2 separate regions of the Mus musculus genome follow, and region 2 is linked to region 1. A link is a loop called in an ENCODE intact Hi-C map of the cell type or tissue named here. Cell type or tissue: heart. All regions are shown on one strand. Each heading gives the region's core, and the rest is flanking DNA. Links, peaks and the distances in the headings are about the cores only.

Region 1 (11,362 bases), core at 1,479-9,478:
TTAGCCAGCCAATAAAACTGTAGGGTCAGACCCCAGACAAAGGGGGAGACTCAGTCACCTCCTGAGTTAGAATAGAACGTGCTCTTCCTGTCTCCGTGTCTGCTTTTCTGAGCATCCTGGCTGTCCTGGAACTCTCTTAGGGCACAGAGCTCCATGTGCCTCTGCATCCAAGGGTTGGAACTAAAGGCGTGCGCTGCCACTCCCGGGTTTAAGCACATCCTCTTGATCAAGAGTAAACTTTGCCCTGTCTAGATACTTTGCTTGAAGTGGTGATCTCTCCGTGATCGTAACACATGTATTATTTCTAACACACACATGCAGGTGAAATACTCAGACACATGAAATAAAAAAATCTCTTAGGTTGGAAAGATGTGGGGAGCTGGAGAGACTCAGTGGTTAGGAATACCTGTTTGTTGTTCTTTTAAAGGACCCGAGTTCAAATCCCAGTGCCTGAGCTGGCCATCTTACAAGCACATGTAACTCCAGCTCTAGGGGACTCAATACCTTCTTCTAACCTTCATGAACACACACTCAAATTCAAGTTAAAAAAAAGAAGAAGAAAAAAAAAGAAGAAGAAGAAAGAAAGAAAGACTCCGGGTGTGCTGGCGCACGCCTTTAATCCCAGCACTCGGGAGGCAGAGGCAGGCTGATTTTTTAGTTTGAGGCCAGCCTGGTGTACAGAGTGAGTTCCAGGACAGCCAGGGCTACACAGAGAAACCCTGTCTCGAAAAACCAAAACCAAAACCAAAAAAGAAAAGAAAAGGAAGAAAGAGAAAGAAAGAGAGAGAGGAAGGAAAGAAGGAAGAGAAAAAAGGAGGAAAGAAAGAAATCCCCGCAGCGTATTCAGTGGGAGCCCAGAAGGGTGTCTCCCTCACTGCCAGGCTCTAGCCTACAGCCTAGAACCAACTGACTTTACTACCCCCATCCAGCATTTTCAAGCACAAGGATGCTTCTCTCTGGGTAGCCACTGCATGTATATGTATAGCTACACTGACCTATCTGTATGTAATCTTACAGACCAACCTGGCTCTCAGAACCTTGTTCTCCTAAAAGCAGGTGTCAGAGCTCTTTCAAATCACCCAGCCCAGGCTACCACCTCCACTCTAGCAGTTTTTTACTCTTACAGAAAATGCTGCAGAGAAATCAATCCTTAGAAGTGGAATTGCTGGCCAGGCAGGCACACGCAGCTGAAATGTTGATGGCTTTGGTCAAATCGCCACCCTTAAAGGCTCCAGCAATTTCCATTTCCGCAGCTAATCTCACCCCCAGAGCACTTCCGCGTGTCTTTGTTGGACACTTGCCTTTCATTCTAATTTGTGTTTTAACAGCGGAGAGCTGAGCTGGGCTTTCTGCACCTCTGTCCTGCATCGATCTCTCTCACTCTGTCTTCTAGGTTCCCCCTGACTGCTTCATGGATTTCTGGTCCTTCTTTGTAGTTAAGGAAATTAGTATACTGTCTCTCACCCCGCTGTAAGTATTTCCCACTGCCTAGCTGTGTTGTTTTCAATGGGGGAGCTTTACATTTTAAAGACTCAGATTAATACATGCATACCCCACTTCTTCTCTACACACTCTGTGCTCCCATTTTGAGGGTTCCATTTTGAACCTGCCCACTATTAAGTCTAACGTAAAGGAAAAGAGGTTTTCGTCCATATTTAATTGCTCTCTGCAGGGTCACCTGTCTCCAGCACTGCTTACTGAATAGACCATTTCCCCAATGATTTAGGGCCACTTTGAGAGTGTGAACATCCACACATAGTGGATCTGTTTCCAAACCGGTGTGTCTTATTGATTTTCCTGCCTATTTTTGAGCTCGGGCCAAGTCGCCTCATTTGCCACAGGTTCACACTTTACTTCTACCACCTGGTAAGAGGTTTATCACCACTTTTCACTTATCTTCCAGATGACTTCCAGTGTTGTTTTCTTAGCCTCATGGGAGAGCAACATAAAACTCATACAACATAATCGAATCATCATGTGCTCTGCAGAGAAAGAGTCCTGCATGGGGAAGGGGAAGACAAGACAGAAGGTTTTGTCTGTGATAATACATTTCTGGCAAATGTATAGGTTATCCCAGGGAAACATTTCCTCACACATATCACTCCCCACTCCTCCTCTTTAACTGGGATCTCACTACGTAGAACATGCTGGACTCCAACACACCCAAAGAGATCTGCCTGCCTCCATCTTCCAGATTCTGGGAGAAAAATACACATGCCACCTTTTATTTAATTAATTAAATTTATTTATTTAGCCGGGCATGGTGGCACACACCTTTAATCCCAGCACTCGGGATGCAGAGGCAGGGAGATCTCTGAGTTCCAGGCCAGCCTGGTCTACAGAGTGAGTTCCAGGACAGCCAGAGTTACACAGAGAAACCCTGTCTTGAAAACCCAAAAACCAACCAAACAAACAAAAATTTTATTTGGGTTTCCAAGACAGAGTTTCTTTGTGTAAAACATCGTGTCCTAAATTTTTATTTATTTGTTTATTTATTTATTTTGAGGCAGGGTTTCTCTGTGTAGCACTGGCTGTCCTGGAACTCGCTCTGTAGACCAGGCTGGCCTCCAACTCAGAAATCCGCCTGCCTCTGCCTCCCAAGTGCTGGGATTAAAGCTGTGCACCTCCACTGCCCAGCTACCGTGCCCATTATTTAAGATAGAATCATGTGTAGTTTACAAATTCTCTCTGTAGCCAAGGGTGGCCATGAACTCCCAATTCTTCACCTACCTCCAGAATACTGGGATTACACACTTCCCTACTGCCCTGGTCACAGAATGCTTCTTTTGGCCAAAACAAAATGTATTTACAAAAGTATGGGTTTTTTCCTATGCCCTCCCTTGTTCCCTAATAAAGCCACGGAGACCTTTATATTTGTTAATAAGTTCCTTGCACGATAGCTGGGCGGTTACCGATCTCTTTTAAGCGGACTATGCAGCAATGGCCTACTTCCCAGTCACGTGGCCATTACCTGCCACCGTGGACCCCGGGTCCCAGTGGGAACTCCTCAGAGCCCAGCTGAAACCCTCTCCCTGGCTCTCTGGGCTCAGAAATCCTGCCTTTTCTTCTCCTGCCCAGCTAGATATAGGCTGACCAGCTCTATATTGACCAATCAGAAGATGATGGAGAACGTGTTTTAAAAAACGGAGTCAGGAAATTCTTCACAATAATGGCAACACCCAAGTCTGGACTGCAACCAGATCTCAGGTACAGAAATCAGCACTGGAATACATGGTGCACAGAAAACATCCCCCAACATGTATCTTTGTATTTATTCAAGCCTTTATATCTTTCAAGTTCACATCTTTCATCTAGAGAGGACTTATAGGATTCTCATTAACACATTTCTAAACAGCCCTTCTTGTGTTGGCAGTATGAATGCATTCTTCTCATCCAGTGTGCTTTCTAACTGTTTATTACAAGGGATCATTCTGAAAAATGCTTTAAGCAGGGTATCGTGTAGCCTAAGTTGGCTGTGGTTGCTATATTGAAGCTAGCCTTGAACTCTTGATCTTCCTGCTTCTGCCTCCTGAATTTCTAGGATTGCCTTACCAACTTGAATAACTAGACGTTGGCTCTCTTTGTGGGTTTTTCCTTCCACCCTTCACTCCTTTTCTTCCTTTTGACCTCTGAACACTAGATAGAAGAGACAACAGAACTGAGGGGAAAGGAGGAAACATTATCATTAGACTACTTCCTGTGAGTTTGATCTCTCAGATGTCAGGACATCTAATTTCTTCTTATTTCTTCTTTGCATGTGAGTTCTTAACAGCAACCAATAGCCCCCACCACGGGGGGCTCTAGCATTTATTATTTATTCTGAAAAGTCCTCAGAATTCCAAAGGCCACACAATCATAGTAACTATCTGCAGCTGGCAAATCCACGCCCTTGCTAGAGCACAAGGCAAATCATAGTCAGCTGCTGTGGATGACCTGAAGCAGCCCCACATCCCAGGCCTGGGAAATTCTCACCACAAGCTTCTAACAGGGAAGTGGTCCCTGGGTTAAGTCAGGCTCCTGGTACCTTCCTGTCTATCACTGTTCTAGCACAGCCGCTGCAGGTGGGTGTGGTTGAAAGGATTCTGGGTATCGGGTGCTTTGACGGACTCTGTTGCTGGAACTCTCTAGCATGGGGCAGAGGGCCTGGAGGCAGTAATGACCATCTTGAGCTCTCTCCTGCGGAGACCAAACATCCCTCCTTCTGCCTTCTTCTGATCTGAAGCAGCATCCACTTATCCGGGCTGTTTACTAGACAAATGGCTGAGGGCAGTCGCTCGGAGGCTGCCTGTGGCCATTAGCAATGATTTCCTGCCAAGTGTGTGACAATAGAGGTTGTGACACGGAGTGAAGATTTCAGGGCAGAAAAGCACAAGATGATTACACGCAGAAGAGAAAGAAGCTGCATTCGGAGTTTTATCTCCTCTATCACTAGCCAGCACCGGCAATGCGGTGGGTGCTCTGTAAATACTTGACTGGGAATGAAACACAGAGAAAACTCCAGGAGGATCAGGGGTATAAAAATGATCTGAACAGGGCCTGCTGTGGTGGGCAGATGTAAAGAGAGCCGGCTGTGATGTGTGGTGGTGCACACCTTTAATCCCAGTACTCTGGAGTCAGGGGCAGGTGTGTCTCTTGTGTGTTCAAGGCCAGCCTGGTCTACAGAGTAAGTTCCAGGACAGCCAGGGCTGTTACATGGAGAAACCCTGTCAGAAAAAGAAAAAGAGAGAAAGAGAAAGAGAGAGAGAGAGAGAGAGAGAGAGAGAGAGAGAGAGAGAGAGAGAGAGAGAGAGAGAAGAAGAAGAAGGAGGAGGAGGAGGAGGAGGAGGAGGAGGAGGAGGAGGAGGAGGAGGAGGAGAAGGAGAAAGAAAAAGAGAGAGATGCCTTCCACCTATCAAAGTACCAGTGTGATGGCTCAGAGGATCTCCATATCAGCATATGAGTCTGATGATCTAAGTTTGATCCCTGTCCCTGAGCCTCGTGTGCTGTTATCCCACAGAGTCTATCATCCAGCTCTTATAATGAGATGGGAGGTAGAGACTTGAAACTGTGGAAATTCATGTTCTCTAACCACACAAGCACAGTGGCACATTCGTGCCTGTGAGTGCTTGCCCTCAAACCTTCAAAAGATGATTTGATTTGTGTTGTTTTTAATTTGTGTGTGTGTGTGTGTTCAGAAGGTCACAAGAGGGTGTTAAATTCCTAGGAGATGGAGTTATAGGTACTCACCCATATGTGTGCTTGGAACGGAACACAGGTTCCGGAACCACAGGTTAGGAACGGAGCACTCTAACCACTGAACCACTTCCCCAGGCCCTGTGGTGTTTGTTTGTATGTTGGTATTTTTGAGACAGGGTCTCTCTATTATGTAGCTTCTGGAACTCGCTGTGTAGACCAGGCTGTCCTCAGACTCACAGAGATTCACCTACTTCTTCCTCCCAGGTTCTGGGATTCAAGGCATGCTGTACAATGTCCTGCTCTTGTTTGGAGACAGGGTCTTGCTATGTAGCCTTGTATGACCTGGAGCTCATGTATAGATTAGGCTGGCATCTAGCCTGCTGCAGACCTGCCTCTACCTCCCGAGTTCCGAGGATTGTGCACATCATGCTCAGATAATGTGATTTCTGTAATTATTATTCCCTTCCCCTTATTTCTTTAGGGACAGGATCTCATGTAGCCCAGGCTGTCCTTGAACTCACTATGTATCCTAGGCAAGCTATCTTGAACTCCTGGTTGTCCTGCCCCAGCTTCACTAGTGTTGGGATTAAAGTTGTGCATTCAGACATCTAGTTGACTTTTTTTTTCAAAGTCCCATATGTTATACCTTCTAAAATGTCTATATGGAAGCTAGGTCAAGTAGAGAGTTTTCTCCTTTTTGGCTAAATAGTCCTGAGGTGGCTCGGCCCCTAAGGTGGCCACCAGAGGGCAGAGTTGTTCTATTGTGGGGATATTGTAACCCACCTGACCAAGTTCCAAACAGAGCTTTGAAGTTCTGAGGAACCACCTGCATGGAGATCTTCATGGAGTGGGCCTGTTTCCCCTCACTCAATCACAACTCCCAGATTGAGGTCCCAAGTCCCAAGCTGTCTTTCTGCTTCTTGTGTGATGAGCACAGCCCATCACACACCTTCTCTGAACTCACCAATCTCTGAAAGCCCTGTTTAAGGCTTTACAGGAGACCTTGAGTGGGAAAGCCCTGCCTCTTCTTCTTCTTTTTTTTTTTTTTTGGGGGGGGGGGGGGGACAGGGTTTCTCTGTGTAGCCCTGGCTGTCCTGGAACTCACTTTGTAGACCAGGCTGGACTCGAACTCAAAAATCCACCTGCCTCTGCCTCCCAAGTGTTGGGATTAAAGGCATGTGCCACCACTGCCCGGCTGCCCTGCCTCTTCTTAACAAACTCAAGGCTTGAGAGCCTCTAGACTCTGTCTGCAGACAAGTTCATCATCTCCCCAGGAGGCCTCAAAGGCCCAATCTGAACCAACCTTGAGCAACAGTCCTTCCTGCCCTGAAGCTCATGGTGCTGTGTGTGTGTGTTGTCCATGGATGGATGAAGGATAAACAGATCTCGGGAGAGCTGTGATAAATACTATGAAGACAATAGAGGAGGCAAGGGGAGTGAGAGGGAAGGGCTGGGATTGATTGAAACTGGAATCTACCCATTTGGCTAGACTGACCAGTGATCTCCAGGAATCAGCTTGTCTCTGTCTCACCAGAGCGAGGGAATATGGGCACCTTCTATCTGCCACATACAGCTTTTCCATGGGTGCTGGGGGTCTAAATGCACACTTGCAAGCACTTGTAGTGAGAATTTGGCTTTCTTAAAAACCCAGTTATGGGGATAGAGAGATGGCTCAGCAGTTAAGAGCACCAGCTGCTCTTCCAGAGGTCCTGAGTTCAATTCCCAGCAACCACATGGTGGCTCACAACCATCTGTAATGGTTCTGATGCCCTCTTCTGGTGTGTCTGAAGAAAGCAACGGTGGTGTACTCATATGCATAAAATAAATACTCATATGCATAAAATAAATAAATATTTTAAAAAGTTATGTTATGTGAATATGTTTCTGTTTTAATCCCAGGTGTGGGATATGGGGCTGCTTCAGATCCTCCGCAGCAGCTGACTATGATTTGTCTCATGCTCTGGCAGGTGCATGATTCTGCCAGCTGAAGATAGTTTGCTTTTGAAATTCTGGGCACTCTTTTTTTTTTTTTTTTTTTTCCGAGACAGGGTTTCTCTGTATAGCCCTGGCTGTCCTGGAACTCACTTTGTAGACCAGGCTGGCCTCGAACTCAGAAATCTGCCTGCCTCTGCCCCCCACCCCCACCCCCACCCCCCCCGAGTGCTGAGATTAAAGGCGTGCGACACCATGCCTGGCTTATTCTGGGCACTCTTGAGAAGGTATAAAGATGCCAGAGCTCTGGACGTGATGGCAGCTGTCCCTCCCTTCGCTGCTTCTTCCTGTTGTGTTTGCTGCTTTAGCTCTCGGCTGTATTGCTGGTTGGAGTTATCCTGATGACACCAGTTGGATTTGCCTCTAGAAACTCAATGCCCCTAACCAGCAGGAAGTAGTATAAAGAGGTCTATGCCTCCTTCCCCTTCTAACCTTTTTTGCCTACCTAATGTTGGTGGGCTAGAAGGGATTGGTGAAGTGGTGCACGCCTTTAATCCCAGCACTTGGGAGGCAGAGACAGGAAGATTTCTGAGTTTGAGGCCAGCCTGGTCTACAGAGTAAGTTCCAGGACAGCCAGGGCTACACAGAGAAACCCTGTCTCCAAAACAAAACAAAACAAAACAAGAACCCAATAAAGTAGCCAAAAAGTATGGTTACAAGCATGTCTCTGAAGATGTCTCCAGCCCCTGCAAGTGCTATTTTATACAAAAGTCAGGGAAATCTGGTAAGATTAACTCTGACTAGACACCTCCAGGAAATTAACCAGACAAGACTAAAGCGAAGGCTGGAGTCCTGGCCACAACAATAAAGTGCTTGGCTAACATGTACCTAGAGCCTGGGCTAGATTCCCAGAACCCTAAGGAAATTCAAAGCTCCTTACAACAAACAACAGTGACACTGCTTGGGGGGGAAGCTAGGCCTGCGAAGGCCTGTGGTGGCAGAGCACACACATGAGCTATGTATCTGTGGGGCTGGCAATAAAGAACCTGCAGGGCTACAGGACTCCAGCAGTCTCTTTGCCTCTTGGTTCTTTTGCTCCGTGAGTTACTGTATGGATCACAAAGGTCGGGAGCCTGATCAGGAAGCTGCTGTAACTATTCACGTGAAAAAGGCTTTGACCCAGGAATCTTAGGAAGTGCTTGCTGGATTGGACTGAGCTGTTTGGTTCAAACCAGTAGAAATCAGAACCTCCTAGCCGCTTCTAGGGCATGAGGGAGAACCCTCCACTAGAAGCAAAAACTTGAACAGGAAAAGCCATCTGAATTCACAGAGAGTTCTGTTGTTTGTCAGGAACCATGGAGTTCAAAGCCAGAAATGCCCACAGGATGATGAATTCCAGATCAGCAGTGATGCCACTCATCTGAGGTCACTTGGCAGCAACTCCATGGATTCTAAAATGAAGGCTTGCTCTACTGATGCACACAACTGTGGCTGTTGTGCTTCTCCAGCCTCTTACACCAACTCTATTTCAATTGTGCCAGTGGTGGCATCCCCTGGGTGGCAGCAGAGGTCTGCTAGTGCTATGCCAGTCAGCAGTCCAGCTCTGCCACATACTCAACCCCAGACCCTACCTTGCTTCCCTGAGCCTCTGAGGCAGCTCTGGTTTCTCGGTACTTGGCAGGCGCCTTGGTCCTTTCACTCACCACTCAGATCAGAAGTCCGTGCTGGCTGAGTGCTGGTGCTTGCATGTGGTGCCTGTTGATATCCTAAGTGTCCATGTCCTGTGGCTCAGTGCTTCCCGTTGTAGGATGCAGCCTACAGCAGTGCATGATTCCTGCAGATTCATATGCAGGGATCACAATGCAGAACAGTAGGCTTATTTATGTGTGTGCCTGAAGGAGTTTATATACACCACGGGCAGGCGTGGGCCACCCGAGGGGCCCAGAGGCTGTTGGACCTGGAACTGGAGTTACAGATGGTTTTTAGCCACCTGACATGGGTGCTGGGAACTGAACCCAGGTCCTGTGCCTTAACCACTGAGTCATCTCTCTAACACTAAGCAATATGTTTTAAGGAAATCTATTTTTCTATATAGGGTTTCTCTGGCCATGTAGTCCTGGCTGTCCTGGAACTTGCTCTGTAAACCAGGCTGGCCCCAAACTCAGAGATGTGCTTGCCCTTGCTTCCTGAGTGCTGGAATTGAAGGTGTGAGCCACCATTGCCTGGCTACCTATAGAAAAATCTTGAAGAAGAGGAAGAGGAAGAGGAGGAAGAGGAGCAAGGACAACAAGAACAGCATCTAGTGTGGTGATGGCTGCACACATCTTTAGCCCTAACTTTTAGAAGGCAGGGGCAGGGGCAGGGGCAGGGGCAGGGGCAGGGGCAGGGGCAGGGGCAGGGGCAGGGGCAGGGGCGGGATGGATTTCTGTGATTTTTGAGGCCAGCCTAGTTTACATAGTAACTTTTAGGTTAGCCAGGGCTACATAGTAAGATGGTGTCTCCACAAAAGAGGAGAAGGAGATAAGGGAGCTGATGAGAGGGCTCAGCAGTTAGGAGTGAGCATTGTGGGTGCAGAGGACCTGAGTTCAGTTCTCAGCTCCAGATCAGGTGGCTCTCAACTGCCTACAATTCCTGCTCCTGGACATGTGACTTCTGGTCTCTGAGGGCAATGACTCTCAGGCACATTCTGTCTGGCACACATAATTAAGAGTAAATTTTAAAATGTTTAAAACTCTTCAGAGGGAAAAGTAAAGCCCGGCGTTGGCACGTGAGCTGCGTCAGTGCCCGGCCTGGCGTTGGCACGTGAGCTGCGTCAGTGCCCGGCCTGGCGTTGGCACGTGAGCTGCGTCAGTGCGGGACCTGGCGTTGGCACGTGAGCTGCGTCAGTGCGGGACCTGGCGTTGGCACGTGAGCTGCGTCAGTGCGGGACCTGGCGTTGGCACGTGAGCTGCGTCAGTGCGGGACCTGGCGTTGGCACGTGAGCTGCGTCAGTGCGGGACCTGGCGTTGGCACGTGAGCTGCGTCAGTGCGGGACCTGGCGTTGGCACGTGAGCTGCGTCAGTGCGGGACCTGGCGTTGGCACGTGAGCTGCGTCAGTGCCGGGCCTGGCGTTGGCATGTGAGCTGCGTCAGTGCTGGGCTTAAACCCAAGAGAAGCAATTAACATTCACACAGGAAACTCAGCACTAATGCTCAGAGCAGTACTGCTCATGACAGCTAAGTGAGGAACAGCTCAGATACATGAATAAGATAGGCCATGCAGTGAAGTTTTATTCAGATACAAAAAAGAATGGGGTGGGTGGGGGTGTAGCTCCATTGGTAGGGTGCGTGCCGAGCGTGCGCCAAACCCTGGGTTCATATCCAGTACAGTGTAAACAGTCATGGTGGGACAGGCATGCAATCCTAGCATTTGGGAGATGAAGACAGGAGGGTCGCAGCTTCAAGGCTAACTTTGGTTCCTTAAGGAGTTCAAGGTCAGCCTGAACTGAATGAGAATCTGTCTCAAAAAAAGATGGAGGGCTGAGCAGACACGGTGACCGGGTGACGCGGTGACACGGGGGTTAAACATTTGCTGCTGTCACGGAGAGAGGACAGGCTCAGTCCCCAGGACCCACATGGTAGCTCACAACTCTCTGTGACTCCAGTTCTAGGGGACCCAACATCCTCCTCTGACCTTTTGAGGGCACCAGTGTGGTACTCAGACGTTCAAGCAGGCAAAACATCCAGACACACTGAATAAATCTTAAAAACAAAACAAACAAATGAATAAAAACCAAAAATTCGTTTTCATCCTCTCTTCAAAATCTTACATTTCTTTTTTCTTTTTTAAAAATTCCTTTATTTACAGTCCAAAATGTAAACAGGATGATTGGTTCTCATTTGTGATACTTCCGGGTCCTGGATCGCATACTGTGGAGACAGGGAAGCAAACACAGAGGCCAGTCCAGCTTGTCAGACTCAAGGGAGAATGTCACATCAACACAGCAGAGGACCTGGTTCCGTCTTGTCTAGATTACATTTCCCACACTGTGAGATCACCACTGGCAGTTTGGGCTTATTGTTGGGGCCTGTGGGAACATTCTCGATCTTCCTCATCACTACAAGTCCGTCAATGATTTTTCCAAACACTACATGCTTTCCATCCAGCCAATCACACTTAGAACATGTGATAAAGAACTGGCAGCCATTTGTACTGGAACCACTGTTTGCCATGGAAAGCAGGCCTGGAGCAGAGTGTCTAAGTTTAAATTTTTCAT
Region 2 (11,362 bases), core at 1,427-9,426, 630 kb after region 1:
TGCACCCTCTTGAAAACTTCATTTATGCTTATGTGTATGTGTGCCCCAGTGTACGTATGTGCAGCACACGCATGTACAAGCCTGTGGGACTCAGAAGAGTAGTTTCATCCACTGGAACTAAATTACAGCTGTCTGTGAGTCACCATGTTGGTTCCTCAGATTCAACCCAGGTCCTTTGGACGATCAAGCAGTGCTTTTACCCACTGAGCCATTTCTCCAGACCCATCCGTTTGCTTGCTTATTTTTTAAATTTACGTCAGCAGGAAGTAGCTTATAGAGGTCTCTGTCCCCTTTTCCCTCAAACTTTTTTTCCGTCCCCTATCTAGTGTTGGGGGCTTGCCACAACCTGGGTTTTAGCCTGGAAAGGCATTTTGGAAACCTGGAAGAGAAGAGGGGCTAGGTGGCGAGAGAAAGAAATGTAGCCAAGACAGTTATTCTGATCAAAGCTCCAATTTTACTGTTGCGACACTCAGTTATGAAGGAAGGGGGAGGGGACCCGATTCCCGCCGAATAATCTCTGGTCCAGTAGAAAGGTGCACGTGTGTGGCTCCACAGGTTCCAGCAGTGGGCGTGGCAGAACAAATGAGCAGGAAGCTCCACCCCTGAGCAAGCAGGTTTCAGGCTGGGGGAGGGGAGACTACAAATAAGGGTTGGAAGGGAGGTAAAGATATAAGAACCCAATAAAATAGTAAAAACAAAAACAATCAAACAACCAAAAAAAAAAATCCCCAAAACAACAACAAAAACAAAACACTACCACCAACAAACACCAAGTCCCTTTCTCCAAAGACAGTTTCCTTCTGCCAGGCACTTGGGGACACTAACTATAATGTGCTTGCCTGGTCTATTCAGTTTGCCCTTGTTTCCTATGCATGCCCCTTTAATCCCAACTCAAGGTAACTTACCCTGGCTGGCATGGGCTCTGGATACTAACTTTTGTTCCCTGCACCTCAAAGCACTGATCTGGCGACTGACAAAAAACAGATCTCAACCTGTGCTGACAGCCACAGACATGCACTTCTTCAGGATCTCAAACAGGGAGTCCTCACCACTGTGCACTTTATTTCCTGAAAGACAGCGTCAAATCCTTTCCAGGTCTGTCTTCATTACTTATGCCATCCTTGGAAATGGAAGTCTATTTTCAACTTTCTTATCTCCTCCTCTGATTCTTACACATATTAAAGACACAGATGAAAAACACATATGTTGAGTTTTGGTGTCGATTTCTACAGATTTGTTGTTGTTGTTGTATATTTTGGAGCTAATTATCTAACTTTTTGTTTTCAATTCTGTGGAACAAATTAAAATTAAATTCCTTTAGGAAAATTAAGAGAGGATTAACCAAAGGAAATTGATGGGAAATATACGATAATCTACTTGGTCCTGGAAAGAAAAACCAGTATGGTGTCCTCTATACTGATTCAGTCTGTGTGATAAAGAAAATGGATTTATACCTTTTAAACTAGACAAAAATAATTTGGTCTCTCAGTCTGTCTTAGTTAGGGTTTTACTGCTGTGAACAGACACCATGACCAAGGCAAGTCTTATTAAAAAAAACAACATTTAATTGGGGCTGGCTTACAGATTCAGAGGTTCAGTCCATTATCATCAAGGTGGGAACATGGCAGCATCCAGGCAGGCATGGCGCAAGAGGAGCTGAGAGTTCTACATCTTCATCTGAAGGCAGCTAGTGGAAGACTGACTTCCAGGCAACTAGGGTGAGGATCTTAAGCCCACACCCACAGTGACACACCTACTCCAATCAGGTCACACAAATTCCAACAAGGCCATGCCTCCCTGGTCCAAGAATATACAAACCTTCACACAGTCATTCAGACTATGTTCCGTGTTAATCATAGCTGACATGTTTTCTTTTGGACTCTTTTCTCACTGATAATAGGGAAAAAGAGAATTCCTTTGCTGTAAAAAAAAAAAATCAACAAGAGATATTTTACTCGTAGAAATGTTAACTGTTTTAATCTGTGAGTGTCAAAGGTTACAGGCATGGTGGCTGTAATGGATGCTGGGATAGTAGCTGGGATAGACTAGGTTGTGAGTAAACCCCAGACTTTCTGGTTCTCTCACCAGAGCATATTTTCACTCACATCTCTTCCAAGCCATCTCTTCGAGGCAGCATCTCAACACCTGGTTGCCATGGCAGGGAAAAAAGAGAGGCTTCAAGGAACTAACAAGTGCTTTGTCCCAGAAGTGACAAATGTCACTTCCCCTGCTGGCTCATGTGTCATAACTGCTCACACAGACCCCCCTAACAGCAAGGGAGCTGTGAGAGGTGGAGGAGTGCATGGATATTCAACGACTAATAAATTACAATAAATTATTTTGCTTCAGATGTAATTGAACTTACAATGAACCCCCTTGAAGTTTTTCCAACTAAAAGTTATTTCCAAAACAACATTACAACCTTGGTGTGCACTCCAATATTGGGAGAAGCAGACCCTGCGCCATTCGCCTCCCACAGTGGCTAATTTTTAAAGAGGCTCTTACAGCTTCCAAACATACACGTCAGTATGGGGCTCTTTTCTTTTTGGATAGTTGCCTTACATTCATGATCTGAGTGGTTTTAATACCACTTAAGAACCCTTGAAATTGGCTGGGCGTGGTGGTGCATGCCTTTAATCCCAGCACTTGGGAGGCAGAGGCAGGCGGATTTCTGAGTTCGAGGCCAGCCTGGTCTACAAAGTGAGTTGCAGGACAGCCAGGGCTACACAGAGAAACCCTGTCTCGATCGAAAAACCAAAAACCAAAAAAAAAAAAAAAAAAAAAAAAAAAAAAAAAACCCCTTGAAATGAACTACCCAAACTAGTTATTTTTTCTTTTAACTCAAATTTTCTGCACCTCCCCAAATTTGGAGTTTTTAACCCAAACAGAAAATATGCACTATAAATTCCAGCCCTCAAAGCAAACTGTCGCAGGCTGGGGTGCTGGCGCGGTGGGCAGAATGCTTGCTGCAAATGTTTGAGCTTCTGAGGTCAGATCCACGGTGTGCACATAAAAGTCCAAAGAGTCCACCTCCAGGAGATAGACGGGGCTCAAGTGTAGGGACAGGGTTACTAACCCACAATCAAAATTCCTGATCCAGAATTGTTCCTGTCTAAAAGAACTTCGGAAACAAAAATGGAGAAGAAACTGAAGGAAAGGCGGTCCAGTAACCAGTCCAACTTGGGATCCATCTCAAGGGGAGGCTCCAAGGCCTGACACTATTACTGATGCTATGGTGTACTTACAGACAGACAGGAGCCTGGCATAGCTGTCCTCTGAGAGGCCCTACCAGCAGCTGACTGAGACAGATACAGATATTTACACCCAACCATTGGACTGAAGTCGGGGACCCCTGTGGATGAATTAGGGGAAGGATTGAAGAAGCTGAAGGAGCGCAAGTTGAGAGGAAGACCCGCAGTCTCAACCAACCCAGGGAGTTTCCAGAGACTAAGCAGCCAACCAGGAGCACACACAGGCTGGTTCAAGGCCCCTGGCACAAATATAGCAGAGATCTGCCCATGTGTGGCCTCAGTGGGAGAAGATGCGCTTAATCCTCCGAGACTTGAGGCCCCAGGGAAGGGGGAGGCGGGGGGGGGGGGGGACAAAGGGGGAGGAGGAATGGGATGAGGAACTGTGGGAGGGGAGACCAGGAAGGGGGTGGGGAGAATGTAAAATTGAAAAAGTTCAGGCACAGTAGTACACACCTTGTAATCTTAGCACTAAGGGGTCAGAAAATCCCAGAGCTTGCTGACAAGCAAGCATAGCCAAATCTTGAACTCCTGGTTCAGTGAGAGACCATGTCTCAAAAAATAAAGTGGAAAAGAAATTAAGAAATATGTGAAGTGTCAATATCTTGCTTCTAGAGGTGTGTTTGCACACGTGGCACACACAAAACAATATAAAAATAAAATTTTAGTTTATTTTTTCAAAAACAATTTTTTATTAGTTTCTTCATTTATATTTCAAATGCTATCCTGAAAGTCCCCTATACCCTCCTAGTTTATTTTTAATAAATATTAATATAAATAAAATATAACAAAGGGTAAATAATAAAAGGTAAATAAATGGGAGATCTGTATCTATAGTTCTATTCTTTTCTTTCTTTCTTTCTTTTTTATGTTTTTAAAGAAATAACTACCATGGTCTGCAGAGAAGGCTCAGCAGTTAAGAGCGCCGAATCTGGCAGGGCCTTGGTAGGGACAGAATGACTAGGCTCCTGCCCCTGCGATGGGGCAAGCAGGCCTGGGCCTCCAAGAGTGTTGATGGGTGCTGTGGGCAGAGGGCTTGTTTGCATATAATGTACACATTTTACATTCCTCCTTTAAGGAATGTCTTCCCTGTTGATGTTAATGACTCCATGATAATCTGGGAGGTGAAGGAGTGGCTAACGTCTCAGCAGAATGGTAAAGGCTAGGACCTGCAAGGACAGCCCTTAAGGCTGTGGAAAAGAATTCTAAAACCGTATGTTCAATACATATATATATATATATATATATATATATATATATATATATAATCTCTCAACTATGTAAAAAAATAAGGATGTGATATGAATATGAATTATATGAAGGGCTTCATGAATCTAAAGGGACAGAGGCAGATGCACTAAGAGCCAGCTTGTCAGAAAGATACTAAGGAAGGAGGCAAGGAGACTTGGTGGTCACAGGAGATCTCACGCAGCCTAGAGGTGGGTTTGTTTGTTTGTTTGGTTGGTTGGTTTTGGTGTTTGGTTTTTTTGAGACTGGGTTTCTCTGTATAGCCCTGGCTGTCCTGGAACTCACTCTGTAGACCAGGCTGGCCTCGAACTCAGAAATCCGCCTGCCTCTGCCTTCCAAGTGCTGGGACTAAAGGCGTGCGCCACCACCGCTGCCAGGCTAGGTTTTTTTAATCTATGCTGACAAAAGACAGACAGATTCCCGAGTTCAGGATCAGTTTGGGATGGAGCCAGGTTAGGCGTTGTAGTAGAAATGGTAATTCCGGGGCGTGGTCCCACCATCTGCATCTGTGCTTATAAGAGGCAGAAGATCTCTGAATTCTTTTGCAATGTTAAAAGGAAATGTGTGCTTGCAGTTCCTAAGAATTGAGGTTTAGGGCTGCAGGATGCAGATTCACAGGATAATCAAAAGGAAGCCTCAAGTGAAAGACTGGATTGATGTGCAAAAGACAAGACTGGGCTTCTGTTCTCCAGGAGAGGAGCTATTCTGAGAATTTTTTAGAATAGCAAGAGAGGGAGGGGAAACTAGGAAAGGGGATAACATTTGAAATGTAAATAAAGAAAAAAAGAAAAAGAACTGCTTGGAGAACTGTCTCCAGGAGAACCTAGGGAGAACTTTCAGGAGATCTCCTGAGAGGGCAGAGAGAAAGAAAGAACAGAGAGAAAGCAGGCTGGAAAGCTGTCTCTAGCAGAGCATTGGCCACTAGCTTGGGACCCACAGTTTGACTTCAGAACCCCTCTCCAAGCCCAGGCCGGCCCTTGTCATAAGAGCACTTCCTGACCTTGCGGAGGCGTGGGGTTAAGTTCTTGGCATCCACTTTGATGGCTCACAACCATCTGTAACCTCATTTCCAGGGGATCCCTAACCTTCTTCCAAGCTCTCAGAGCACCAGCCACAGATGTGGTCAGGCACACACATGCAGGCAGCCTACACATAAGGTAAATATGTCTAAATAGGAATTGGAAGAGAAATAAGTACTATTCTAAATTTTATGTTATCTTTGAATTCTTAGGGCTTAAGCATCTTATATATTTATAGTTTTACATCCTTTACATTTCATTTGGATGAAATAATATAATATGTACTCTGTGACTTGCCTCCTCTCATTCAACATTATATTCCTGAGATTTGCTGGTGCTGTTGTAGCTTCACTGTTAAATAGTATTCCATTCTATGCTGTAATCCATCATTCAACTACTGCTGGACCCTGGTGCTGCTTCTAATATTATGCTATTATAATTAGTGCCACTGTCACTGGGGACATAGCTTAGTGATAGAGTGCTTACTTAGCATTCGCAAAGGCCCTAGGGGCAATTCCCAGCACAATCAAAGTAAAACAGTCCCACTGAATTGGTTTGTTCTTTTGAGAGTTTCTCTAGGATGTGGCGTTGTTACATCACCTTCTGCTTGACTAGCTAGCGGATGCTGTCTTTCCAGTTATTGTCTCATTTTAGTACTCCCACTGGCAGGGCATTAAGAGTTTTTATTTCTCCACATAATTGACAAAATTCAGTATTATTGATAGTTTGCTTAATGTAAACTTGTACCTCTTTTTTCACTTTTTTGGGAGATGGGGGTCTCACTATGGCACCCAAGCTGGCCTGGAACTCACTAGCCTCAAGCCCCAGTCTTCCAAGTAGATACAACTACGGACACCTGTACCCAGTTACAATCAGGTCTCTTTTCTTCTCCTTCTCCTCCTCTTCCTCCTCCTCTTCCTCCTCCTCCTCCTTCCTCCTCCTCCTTCTTCTTTTTAAAGATTTATTTTATTTATATGAGCACACCATTGCTTTCTTCAGACACACCAGAAGAGGACACCAGATCCCATTAAAGATGGTTGTGAGCCACCACCATGTGGTTGCCAGGAATTGAAGTCAGGACTTCTGGAAGAGCAGTCGGTGCTCTTAACCTCAGAGCCATCTCTCCAGCCCTACATGTCTTAGTGTATCATTCCGCTGTGGTTAAATGTAGCTGAGCATTTCTCCTTGTTGCATTCCTTTCTCCTGGGAGCGTGCCAGTCAGCATTCAGGAATGTGCTAAACTTGGAAAGAGGAAAGGTTACTTTGTCTCAGTTTTGGAGGTTTCAGTCCTTTGCTGATTGGCTCTGCTGTTCTGGGCCTGTGCTAACACACAATGGTACAAACTACAGAAGAAGCACCGTCACTTCATGGCAAAGAGCAAAGGGAACCACATAAATGGAGGGAGCCCTTGATCTGTGCTTATATGCACACTGTACGCAAGTGAGCGAGCACACACAGACACACACACACACACACACACACATAAACGGAGGGAGAGGGAGCAAGAGTTAGCACCTCAGGAAGTGCTGGTTTCCCTTCTCGATGCTGTGTAGTGATGAGGCCTAGCTGCAGCCGGGGATTGATTGAACACACAGATGAAGACAACTGTAAGGAGGAAAAGAGAGCCAGAGTCCCTGAATTAAGTTAATCTCAAATCCGAATTTTTTCTTTTTTTTCTGGTTCTCTAAACTAATACTATGTTGTTTAAGTCAGAGTTTGGTAGTTCATTTGAAGGAAAATAAAAGTCTATGATACTATTTCCTTGATGGCCTCCTTCAAATCTATCATGCCAGTTAGGAGAGTCCTCCGTAAAGACACAGTTGTAGGGGTCCCAACAGTTTGGCCTGGTCAATCAGTTCCTGCAGTGTTGAAAGCAGAATAGGGTTTATTTTCAGTGTAGATGTACCAGCGACAATAAAGAGTCTAGTGACCTAAAATCTGTCTTTGAGGTGTAAGCAACAGCTCTGTGGCTATATATAGGGAGCGCCAAAGTCGAGGATTTATATAGCTAGTAATCCTGGGGAGACTGTGGTCTGGTTGGTTATTAGCCTGGGACTGGCCAGTGCCACGGAAGTCACTGCTGCTTGGGAGGCGGTTTCCATTTCTGTCAGATCTGTGATCCTAGGATTTAAGATAAAGCAGGGGAAGAGAGTAACTCAGAGAACAGGTCAGAGAGGGAGCCACACAGAATCAGGCCAGTGGCCGGGCCTTCTTCACTGTGTCTCTAGCAGAATCCTCTGGGTTTGTTACATATGAAGAATACCCTCGTTAGTGTGGTTTTAGTATTTTATTTTAAAAGCATGATTTAACTGTGGGAGTTATTGGCTCAGATGTTATAATCTTTTCATTGTAGTTTTGGAGACTGAACCCAGGGCTTCACACATGCCAGAAGAGCCCTCCTCCAGTGAGTTACACCTCGTGGGTTTGTCATATACAAGTTTTTAACACTGACATGCTCAATTCCTCTGTGAGTTCTCATTTTATCATTTATTGTATAGTTGGTGCCTGGAGCCTAGAAGGGTTTGGATACCATGTATTCCATGATGGCCTTGAACTCTCTGACCCTCCAGCTTCCATCTCTGAAGTGTTGGTATTTGTCTTAGATTAGGTTTCACTGCTATAAAGAAACACCCCATGAGCACAGCAACTCTTATAAAGAAAACATTAATTGGGGCTGGCTTACAGTTTCAGAAGCTTAGTGTTATCATCATGCAGGAAGCATGGCAGCATGCAGGAAGACAGTGCTGGAGGAGCCTAGAGTTCTACATCCTGATCTGTAGGCAGCAGCAGGAGACTATGTGCCACACTGGGTGTAACTTGAGCATATGAGACCTCAAAACCTGCCCCCACAATGACACACTTCCTCCAACAAGGCCACATCTACTCGATAAGGTCATGCCTCCTAATAGTGCCACTCCCTATGGCCAAGCATACAAACACATGAGTCTGTGGGGGCCATACCTATTCAAACTACCACAGTATTATATGTGTTTGCTACCATACCTGACTCCTTGTAACAGTTTTTTAATCTAAAAGCATTTGTACCTGCAGCTGGTTCACTGGTTATTCTCATGTATCTTATTTATAAGTATACACATTATATATGTCATTGTATATATGCACATGTGTAATAAATGTAACCTCATGGAACTGAAAAGCTTCTGTAAGGTTAAGGCAAAGGACACCACCAATAGGAGAAATGGCAGCCTGCAGAATGGGAAAAGATTTTCACCAGCTCCATATCTGGTAAAGGGCTGATGTTCAAAATATATAAAGAACTCTAGAAACTAGACATAAACAAACCAAATAACTCAATTAAAAAATGGGATACAGAGCTAAACAGAGTTCTCAACAGAGGAATCGCAAATGGCGAAGAACCTAAAGAAATGTTCAACATCCTTAGCCATCAAGGAAAGCAAATCCAAATGACTTTGAGATTCCATTTTACACCTGTTGGAATGGCTAAGATTCAATACACAGGTGGCAGCTCATGCTGATGAGCTGTGGAGCAAGGAGAACACTCCTCCATTGCTCGTGGAAGTACAGCCTTGTACTGCCACTTTGGAAATCTGTGGAGAGCTGTTTTAGGAATTTGGTGGAATACCGGGCTGGGACAATGAAATAGGCTCAAGGCAAATACAGCTGAGAAATGTATTCTTGTATCTAGACCATCCTGATACACCTCTAAACATAGTGACCATGGGACTTTATTGCTTTGATTTTTTTCCCTGCTTGTTCCTTGACTACTATATTTATTCTTTGTTTGTTCATTGACTACTTTGTTTATGCCTTAAGAACTGACCATATTTTTTGTATGTACCCAGAATCATATAAAAGTGGACTAGAAAAAAATTAAACTCATCTCAGCCTCAGAACTCAGGTCATGCTACAATGTTGTCTAATCATCTCTTTTCTTTTTAATCCTCGATCCTGCCCTGGAGAACCTGTTAACTGACTGAGCTGGCTTGTTCAGATGGCACCCAATTTGGGACTCCAGTAAGCAGGGTACAGTGAAGGACAATGGGAGAAGTGCTCTCGAAGGAAAGTAAAAGAAGATTTGGGCCATTAGTGAATAGACCCCACAAGAATGGGGCAATGTAATGGTAAAGTGTTTTTGTGTATGTGTTTAGAGTTATGCTAAAATCTAGAGAAGCAAAAATAATTCTCATAGATGCTTTTAGCCTTTGAGCCCTGACTAGAAACAGTTTACACTAAATATATGACAGAGAGTGGGTTTGAGAAAAGCAGTCCTCCCTGACTATTCAGGGATGCTTTGGTGAAGGAGAAGGAAAATGAACGTAAGCTGTTTGAGTTTTCCTGGGGCCAGGAGGAGGTCAGGAGACATCCTGCCTCCTCTCTGGCTCCTACTGGAGAAGTACTTCTGGGTCCCTTAGGTAGGATATCTGGTCCCTTTGATGGGACATCTAGTTCTCTTCCCTGTCGATTGTCTGTCCTTGGCGCACCAATTTGTCCATGTCTGTCAGTTTATGTCTGCGTTTTTGCTCTGTTGCTTGAATGTTGTTCTGTGTTTCATGTTCAAAAGAAAAAAAATGATTAAAACTTTATCTGCTGGTTGTTCACCCTTTGATTTGGTTTTAACTCATTTCAAAAAATAAATAAATAAAAAGCAGCCTCGGTTGGCCTTTGGAGCCCTGCACCTGTAGTTAGGAGTCTAGCACAGCTGGAGAAGCCCTGCTAGGGGCTGATTGTCTGCACAAGCCGCTCTTAAAGGGGCAGCAGCTTCTTTGCTTCTATGGTAAGGAAGGGCAAGGATGGCTGTTTCTCCTAGAAAAATCTCTGTGACCGTGATTATTGGGTTCAGCAGGTGACAAGGTGCTCCTCCCTTAAAATTACAGCTAGAAAAAGTAAGAATTTTGTCTAGTCTAAATATATAAGATGTGACCGGATGTGGTGGTGCACACCTTTAATCCCAGCACTCGGGAGGCAGAGGCAGATGGTTTTCTGAGTTTGAGGCCAGCCTGGTCTACAGAGTGAGTTCCAGGACAGCCAGGGCTATACAGAGAAACCCTGCCTCGAAAAAAAAAAATATATACACACACACACACACACACACACACACATATATATATATATATACACACATATATACACACATATATATACATATGTGTATACATATATATACACACACACACACATATATATATATATATGATGTGTGTTACCACTAATTTTTGTTTCTGACTTGTTTTAAATGTATAAATATGCCCTGCATGTCTTGGTTATAGATTATTGGCTTATAAGTTATTGGGTATGATTAAATATTTGTAACATTGGTAACAGAAGGCTGGCTTAAGCCTGGTAACTCCGGGTTGGAGTCATTCAGAACAACAGCACACGGCATGAGCCAACCCAGGGAAACAAGATACCTCTAAATTGAGTAATTTATATAATTCTTATCCTAGAAACCTGACTTATAAAAGATAGAGTTTAGGGCAGTGTCTCTTTGGTGAGGTATTGGAGGCAGCACTGTTGTGTGTTCGTGTGTAGGAACTGGCAGCCAAACTTTGTAGCATGGGGGCGATGCACTTGGTGTTGATTTGGGAGAGACTGGATTGTTTGTTTGAGGTTGAGTTTTGCTTTCCAAAGTTATGGTTGTGCCCCTGTGTTGCAAGGGAGACTTAAAAATTATAGTTAAGCTGTAAGTGTTCCTTCCATTGGCTGAAGTTTGCAGTTCAGTCACAGGCTCAGGATTCTAACTCACACATATTTGTAATTAAGAAAAACAAGCAGGTGGTGATTGTTGCAGGGTTTCCGAAGGGCTGATGAGGCTTGTCTACTCTGGCTGCCATTCCAGGAAATTCATACAGAATTATTATTGATTTG

What was found. Peaks named below come from ENCODE experiments on the same cell type or tissue, not always from the same donor. Only the 100,000 strongest peaks of a DNase experiment are listed, where the experiment ranks them.
Region 2: a loop joins it to region 1, with 3 times the contacts of the local background. A loop is called at or near these places in 4 of 42 quality-filtered maps.

The regions. Positions count from the first base shown.
Region 1 is chr12:3,920,389-3,931,750 of GRCm38, forward strand. It overlaps the pseudogene Gm9088. Among named protein-coding and RNA genes, the nearest start is that of Pomc, 29 kb to the right of the region's middle. In heart, for the core only: CTCF peaks have their summits at 5,910 (motif pointing right) and 8,655; no DNase peak of the experiment used is centred there.
Region 2 is chr12:4,552,109-4,563,470 of GRCm38, forward strand. Gm46332 (a long non-coding RNA gene) reads right to left here. Exons shown (of 3, transcript XR_001780543.1): 2 at 1,819-1,920; 3 at 705-1,067. Among named protein-coding and RNA genes, the nearest start is that of Gm46332, 12 kb to the right of the region's middle. In heart, for the core only: no CTCF peak of the experiment used is centred there; a DNase peak (open chromatin) is centred at 5,523; H3K27ac peaks cover 1,069 bases.